Linked DNA regions of Homo sapiens: region 1 is linked to region 2. A link is a contact called in ENCODE Hi-C or POLR2A ChIA-PET data. All regions are on one chromosome and are shown on one strand. The core of a region is the stretch at or near the end of the contact, and the rest is flanking DNA. Distances in the headings are between cores, read along the strand shown.

Evidence for each region. A loop is a pair of places that touch in the nucleus more often than their neighbours do. ChIA-PET counts read pairs that join two places held with the same protein, here RNA polymerase II (POLR2A). Pooled maps may share reads with other maps.
Region 1: a loop to region 2 is called in a map of pancreas, with 4 times the contacts of the local background. The contact joins two enhancer-like sites. A Hi-C loop is called at or near these places in 1 of 168 maps with a recorded cell type or tissue (pancreas) and 2 of 50 pooled maps. POLR2A ChIA-PET finds 5 or more read pairs at or near these places in 1 of 52 experiments (PC-3).

Annotation. Positions count from the first base shown.
Region 1 is chr9:21,394,286-21,398,226 of GRCh38, reverse strand. No RefSeq gene overlaps it. Among named protein-coding and RNA genes, the nearest start is that of IFNA2, 11 kb to the right of the region's middle. Within about 2 kb of position 1,962, at least 2 of the 41 ENCODE cell types and tissues checked have a DNase peak (open chromatin) inside an H3K27ac peak, as active enhancers do.
Region 2 is chr9:21,574,132-21,578,145 of GRCh38, reverse strand. No RefSeq gene overlaps it. Among named protein-coding and RNA genes, the nearest start is that of MIR31HG, 16 kb to the right of the region's middle. RefSeq lists a silencer at 1,117-1,166. Within about 2 kb of position 1,390, at least 10 of the 41 ENCODE cell types and tissues checked have a DNase peak (open chromatin) inside an H3K27ac peak, as active enhancers do.

The DNA of each region.
Region 1 (3,941 bases), core at 713-3,212, 180 kb after region 2:
TTCAAAAAGAACATAAATGGTTTTATTTATTTCATTGCTTCATAAAATATTTTGAGTATATCTGTTTCAAGTAATGTACTTATTTAGTGAGTATATTGGTAAGTAAGACAAATGTATTATTTCTGTAGTGGAGCACTCTGGCAAAGCTGACAGGTCTTATAGAGTAAGTAATCGGTAGGAACCCTTTCTAGGGCTATGAAGAAGATGCACCAAACACTTTGGCAGTTTTACTAGCTGGAACTAATTCAGTTTTACTTATGTTTTTTGAAAAAGGCAGGAGGATAGCTTGAGCCCAGGAGTTCAAGCCTGCCATGGACTGTGATCATGCCACTGCACTCCAGCCTGGGCAACTTAGCTAGACCTGGACAACTTAGCTAGAAATAAAAATTAAATGTTCTTTAACCATTCACTCCATGAGTCACTCTTATCATGGTAGCTCCTTCTGAGCAAATGTGGTTTTTTTCCCCAAACACCTGCATATTCTTTCTTGTAGCCTCCTTCTACTTCTTGTGGGTTTCTTTCTCTCATTCATACCCGTGTGCCTTTCTTAAATGGGGCCAACTTCAGGCCATCATTTCTCTCCTCTCCTTGATTCAATATCTGTGATTTTACTTGTGAGTATAGATATGAGATCCTCTTTTTAGAGAAAGGGTTAATAATTATACTTGATAATTTTGTCTGTCATATATGATTTAAACTTGAAATATTGGGTCACAATCTAACCAATGTATTACAGGTGCTACATGAATGATTTCATGACGAAGAGACCTCAGGTTATCATGGTTATATGGCAAGGTTTCATTAAAATAGTTTTTATTCTCTACATTTGTTTGAGAATAAAGAACACATTCCTTGCTGCTGCCTATATTTTCTTATGGCACATTAATCCTGAATTGATTACTAATTAAATGTTTCAATGTTGCTCTGATCATGACCACCAAGGGCCTGACAGACAAATCACACAGGCTTCTTTCAGTCTTTATCAAAAATGGTGATGATGATGATAGCAACTACAAATTATTTTCCCCTCTCTGAGGGACTCATTTAATCCCCTCACTATAATCTCATTTACCAAAAAACTGCATGCTAACGGAGTGTATGTAACTAAAACAATCTAGTAAATAAAAGGCAAATCTAGGTTTCAAAACCTAGATTTTGTCAGACTCCAAACTCCACCTCCTCACCCACAGCATTACGTGTCTGTGCAAACTGCATGTACTGAATCATCACTTATTTTCTAGAAAGCCTTCCACTTTACTTATAATACACTGATGTTCCTTTATGGTCTACAATTCTCAAATTGATTACAAATTATCAGATACTTTCACCAATGTGTGCCTCACCTACAAATATGTAGATGTGTTGACAAAATGACAAGGAAATATCTTGACCATTTTATATAGTTGGCAAAATGAAATTAACAGTTGGTAATTATCTCTGAGAGTCTAAAGCGTAATCAACAAAGTTAATAATCATCATAATTATTGGTATAAAATAACCATATTTACTATGGCCCAGGTGGCTCTATATGTTGCTCAGTTAATTCTCACCGTAAGTTCACGAGGTGCGTGGGAGACAAGACCTGTGAGACTTATGACCTCTGGACCAGAGAGTGAGTTTCTTACAATTATTTCAGTGACTCCTGTAGAAAACAGAGCTAGTGGCTCTTGTGGGTGGAAAGGAGAGGATACTTATGCTTCCAATTTACATGACTATGGGAAATGATTGGGAAAATAGAAGATGACATATGCTGATGAGTGAAATGTGAAGGATGGAGGAGAGCAGAGCAGGTGAGGAGTGGCATCAGCAGAGATCAGGACACGGAGAATTTCAATCACCAGCACAGCAGTGACACTGAGCACGCGACCACTGCTAACAGCGCACAAAGCTGCCTTTGCTGTTACAAACAGCCGACAGAGGGCGCCGGACCAGCGGTAACGGACCCACCAGCGACCCTAACCCGCGGTCGCCCCTTCCTCAAGGAGACCCGCGCTTGGGGTCCGCAGAGTGGAGGCCCGGGCGCTTGGGGATTAGGGTCCGCAGGCCTCGTGAGCAGCGAGTAAACGCCGCCTTTCACGGCTCTGACTACAGAGGGAGAGCTCTACCGCCGCCTCCCCCGAGACATTTTTCTCATGGAACATTTTAGCGAGACCGTTTTACCAATGTGCCAGTGTATTGAGGGGACTGACGGCTCAAAATCAGATCGTGCCGTAGTCAGTGTTAGAGATTCAGGGCCATTTCTGCGGAGAAAGACCCGAATTCGGAGAAAGGGGAAAATCATGAACAATCAGGAAGCGAGCTTACAAAGTGCTGTCCACCTTTCAGTGGACAGGGCACCCCGGGGGAAAAGGAAAATGTGTGCCCCAATGTAGGTGATTTTATTAAGTTTTAATGGTTATTTTTTCCTACAACAAAGTAGTTGAAAAAACTGAAAACTATTAAAACACATTATTTTAAGTTTAAATATGCCAAGACCAGACTTTTTTTTTTTTTTTTGTAAGTTTCTGATTTTAATGTAGGCAAACATCAGAATATTTTCAAAATTACTTTTCTGCTTACTCATTTTCAATTAAGAACATTACCATGTTTGGCAATATCTCATGAACCAATAACTGTCTTCCTTAATTTCCACTTATAGGAACTTTTAAATCCTAGTTGTTTTAAGCAAGGGCTTTCTATGAAGCATTCAGCTTTATATGCTGTATAGTCATGGTTTTCATTGGAGAATTTTATTAACATTTTCCACTTGGTTCAAAATGTCATCCCACATAGATAAGTTGCATAAAAATGTGTAATCTCTTTGCATTAAGATGCTTTCCATTTCAGCATAATGCAGGTTTGCATTTGGTATCATTTACTGCTTAATACATATCTTAAGTGCCAATACATCGATTTTTATTTTTATGCCCTAGATATCCTTAAGTGTTTTTAATGTAGTGGTTAATACAGACATGATAATTTCCCATCTGCTAGTTGAATTCAAAAATGTAGATATACCCTTTGTACAATACTTTTAAAAAGTTATCTTAATTCACAAATGCAGATTTTTACATAAGATTATGAGCTGAGTAAGGCACAAATGTGACATAATCATTTTGGGTGGGAAATAATGGCTTTTATGCCTTTGTGTACACCTGCCACCATTGCCTCATTATCATATACTTGGCTAATGTCATTTTTATGTCCATATCATTTTCTAGTTTATTAACAATTTCATGAACTAGATATATTGAAGTTTTTCATTTTAAAAATGTCAAAACAATTGTTAACATCATTCTAAATGTGAACATAATGGACTATATATATTGTATAATCAAAAAATAAAGTATTTTGTTTTTATATTCTTTTTCAATAGTGGTTTATATCTAACATGATTACCTATAACATATGACTTATTTTGAACTTTATTTACAAATAAGACTCAGAATCTTTTGTATTACTAATTATATGAGTAGCTATACCAATATTATAATAACTGAAAAGCTCAACTAAAATTGAGAATATTCCAGAGTTTGGGCTTCTAATACTCTGGGACCTTCTAAAAGGTTAATTATTTTTTGCACAAAATAAAACAATATTGAAAATCACCTGCAAGAATTTTCTAACATTTTTGTTTCTCTGATTTTATTGCTTCTGTAAGCATCATCTAGTAACTTAGGAGATTGAAAGATTTTGTAAACTTTCTATTTTAGGAAACATGATGAAACATCAAAACTTCATGGTCACAAGTTTTGTTTGAGTTTTACAAGTCTTTGAATATATTTTTGAGGTGCTAATATTTGATTACATTGTATTACTGATAAAACGTATGCATGGAAAATTTTAAAAGGATTCTTTGGAATAAAAGAGGATGTCACAATGAATCAACTCTTCATTAGAACATTTTTACAAAACCAGTTTTTTGAAAACATTTAGCCATAATGGAACAGATTCTCAAAAAG
Region 2 (4,014 bases), core at 141-2,640:
TAATAGTTATAAAACAGGCTATATAAAACTACATGACAGTATGATTTCAACCATGGAAAATGATACTTAGTGAAAGATGTCAATAGCAGTGATAACAATGGTTATCTATGCTTATTTCAATTATTTTTACTTGCTTCACTTTGTTTTTCTGTATTTTCCAAGTTTGCTGTCATCATTAGAAAAAAATTATAGAAGAAAAGAGAAAAACCAGAACAAAAGCAAAACTCTCATCATATAGGCTCAATTAGATGCAGAAAGAGAAGAGAAACTTAATGCTGGGCATCTCAAGTTGACGTGAGTTTCCTTTGTGGTCCAGCTTCTGTATAGCATATCTAGCATCAAAAATCCAACCCAAACCAGGTATTGATTTTAGTCGACCACCAGATCTATCTGATACAAAACAGAATGACAAAGTGACCATCCAAGTAAATACATCATTAGGATGCATCAATCTAATGTCCAGAACAAAGGAGGTGATGGCTCAGCCTACTGTGGACTCACCAGCCCCTGTCTGGATGGTATGGTTAGCGCTGTGCACCTGAAACAGAATGGTGAATAACTACAGTCTGTCCAGAAGAGGGTAGCCATAATGGCAAAATGTCTTGAAACCCTATGACATTGCTGCTTAAAACTCCTCCCTGTTTTTTTATTATTTTTGGAAAAATGTCCCTAAGTCTACAAAACCCAGCTTCATCTGGGAAGACCCTCCCTGACTCAAAAGTCTATTCATGCAGTTTTTGTTTCAATTCCTTCTATAGATCAAGTTACTCCTCACTTCAAAACTTAGAATCCCCTGGCTCGTACTTTGAATTATTTTTTGAATGAAGGAATGAATTCTGTAAAGCCTGTCTGTATATTTTTATGATCACCCTCCCCTTCTACATCTTAATTTCTACATAATGTTTAGAAAATGAGATTCTAAATCTGAAAAAGAGAAAACAGGTGGGAGAGGAGGGGATATGATTCCTTCTGTTTAACTCCATTAACTAGAATTAAGATTAATTACAGTTCTAAAACCATAAGGAAGAACGTTCTAAAAACTACATTTAAAAACTAGTATTGGTGCAAGGAACTCCCCTGTATGAAGTGTGTGCAAGTCATATTTGAGCATAAGCATGGGTTGGAGTTATCATAAAGGGGATTTTTCTGTCAGGTAGCTGAGTTTCATTACTCTCAAGAAATTACTTCAAAGTACGTGATTCTGTGACTTAGCAATCTCTTTGGCTATAGAGGCACTACATAAGGAAGAGAAGATTTAAGATGACAGGAGGCATAGAGCTAAACAAAGAAAAGCTTGGGGAAAAAAAGGAAATGTAACACTGTCTCAAAACATTTGATCTCATCATTTCGAGCCTTCTCTGAGGCTAGGGTTGGCAGGCCTCCCAGAGAAACCAAAACAAAGCAACGTAACAGGGCACCACAAAACAAAAGGGGACCTAAGCTGGGCAATGAGAAGATGAAAGCACTGTGTCCAGATTCACTGAAGAGAGAGACGAGATATGAAAGGCAGCCTTTCTCTTTAGGGTCCTTTTCAATTCACTTAAAAGCACACCTTTGAAATGAATGTCCTCAGCAGAGAGAGGGCCGTTCCCTGAATCCAGAAGTTGAGGCGTTAATTACCATGGCTAAAGGAATGTGTTGAAATGTCAGTGCAACTGCTTTCTCTATCTTCACTATCCTTAACCAAAAGTTGTGTCATCAGTCTGGAATGAGCAATGCCTGCTCAACAAACCCAGCTTTTTTCCTTCTCTTTGTATTTGCTTATTCACAGTTCAGAAATTGTCCAGTGACCTTCTTACTGTCTAACCAAGGGAATTCATATTGTTGTGGAAAGGAAAACAACTTCCATTTGGTTTGAGTGAAAGATCCACATGATGTTTCTGTTTGAGACGTGAAAGATGAAAACTGAGCTATACTGTATAGCTTAACCTTATTAAGGGGTGATTTGTTTCCCAGCTACAGTGTGGAAACTCCTTGTGAGGTAGAACACAAATGTTTTACCTTTTTTGACTGCTGCTAAAAGGTATTTATGTTTTTTGGGTGCTATGATGTTTATTGGGTTCTCACTATGTTTCAGGCAATGAGCCGAGTGATTTGTATGCATTATGTCCTAAATCCTAACAATAGCCTGGAAGTAGATCCAATTATAGCCCTTTTCACAGAAAAAGCCTAGAGCGGGTAGGTTGCTTACTTCAAGTCTACAAGCTTCTAAGAAGCAGAGCCAGTTATATATTTGAGAGTTTCATATATTTGCACATCACCTGTCCGCTGTAGTTCAGCATAAAACATTGTCATCTGCTGCTATGGACAGATAAATATCCTTCACACTTCTTGTTCATTATGACAGAAGCAGGTACAGTAAAAACAAATGATGTTCAGAGAATGGTTCATATCAACTGTATACTCTTTTTTGCTGTAAGAATTGGGAAAGGCCAAGGTGGGCGGATCGCTTGGGCCCAGGAGTTTGGGACCAGCCTAGGCAACATAGGGAGACCACAAATCTACAAAAAATTACAAAAATTAGCCTGATATTGTGCCATGTGCCTGTAGTCCCAGCTACTTGGAAGGCTGAATTAGGAGGACTGCTGGAGCCTGGGAGGTCAAGGCTTCAGTGAGCAGTAATCATACCACTGTACTCCAGCCTGGGCAACAAAGCAAGACCCTGTCTTACACACACACACACACACACACACACACACACACACACACACAAAATTGGGCAAGTATGATAGTATCAGAATTAGGAAACACATAATATTACATTTATTTTAACTTTGTTATTAAAAATTTCAAGTACATTTCAAAGTAGAGAGAATATTATAATAAAGCCCCACATATTGATCACCTAGCCTTAATAATGATAATTTTACTGTATTTCCTTTGGCTACTATCTCTTTGCTCAGTTGTTTTAAAGTAAGGTCCAGATACCATTACCTCAGCCTTTAAATTCTTTAGTATGGATCTCTAAAATTTGAAGACATTTTCTTACATACGATTCACTCCTAAGAAAATTAACAAGTTCCTTATCATGTCATACCCAGTTGGTATTTAGATTTCCCATATGTCCCCAATTTTCCACCAGTTTTTTTTTGTTTGTTTGTTGTTTTTTACAATTGTTGAAATAAGTTCTGCATGATAGTGATGAAAGGGATTTCAGAAAACTTACTTCTACAGACAAAGCAAATGTGGGATGGATTTGGAAGCAGAGAAAAATGGGATGGGTACCTGTCCAGGACTTACCACATGCAGTCTGGGAACTCAACTTAAGTCACCAACACTACTCTTAAACCCCACCTGGGTCTGAGCTTAAATGAAAAATCATAGCATGAGGATTAAAATCATAGGCTCTTTAATCAGAATGCCCAAAATTCTCCACTTACTAGCTGTGCAACCCTGGGCAAGTTAATCTCTTTGTGCCGTAGTGTTCTTCTATGTAAAATAGAAATATTAGTATTTATCTCACAGAGTTTTTGAAAAAATTAAATGAAATAATATGAAAATTAAATGACATTGAACAGTGTCTGGCATACTATATGTGCTCAATAAGTGTTAGCTGTTGTCAGCATTATCATTGTCATCATCATTGTCATCAACATCACCATGATAGTTATCATGATGGGGACTGGCTCCAGGCTAAAGACTGATCCTGCAGCTGATCAGTATACAGGAGTAATGAGAATGGAGAATGGGATCAGTGACTTCATACATTCTTTTTCCAAATTCTTTTTTATGTTGTCATATGATCCTTTTCATGAAGTTATTTTAAATCCACCTGCCTAGGGCTGGTGAAAACAAACATCCCAACAAACAACTTACTGTCTTAAGCTAGTGTCCAGCCCCTTTGCGTGGGTCTTCTCCAACCCAGCAGCCACTATCCAGGCTCTGCAGAGGAGGAATCTTTTTGTCCCATCTAAGCAAAGGTTTTCATGCACTCCATAAATGCCACCTTGGCTTACTTAGCTCTCCTAACCTCTTTAGCCTATGAACCTCAAGTATCATTTTCTACCACTTTCT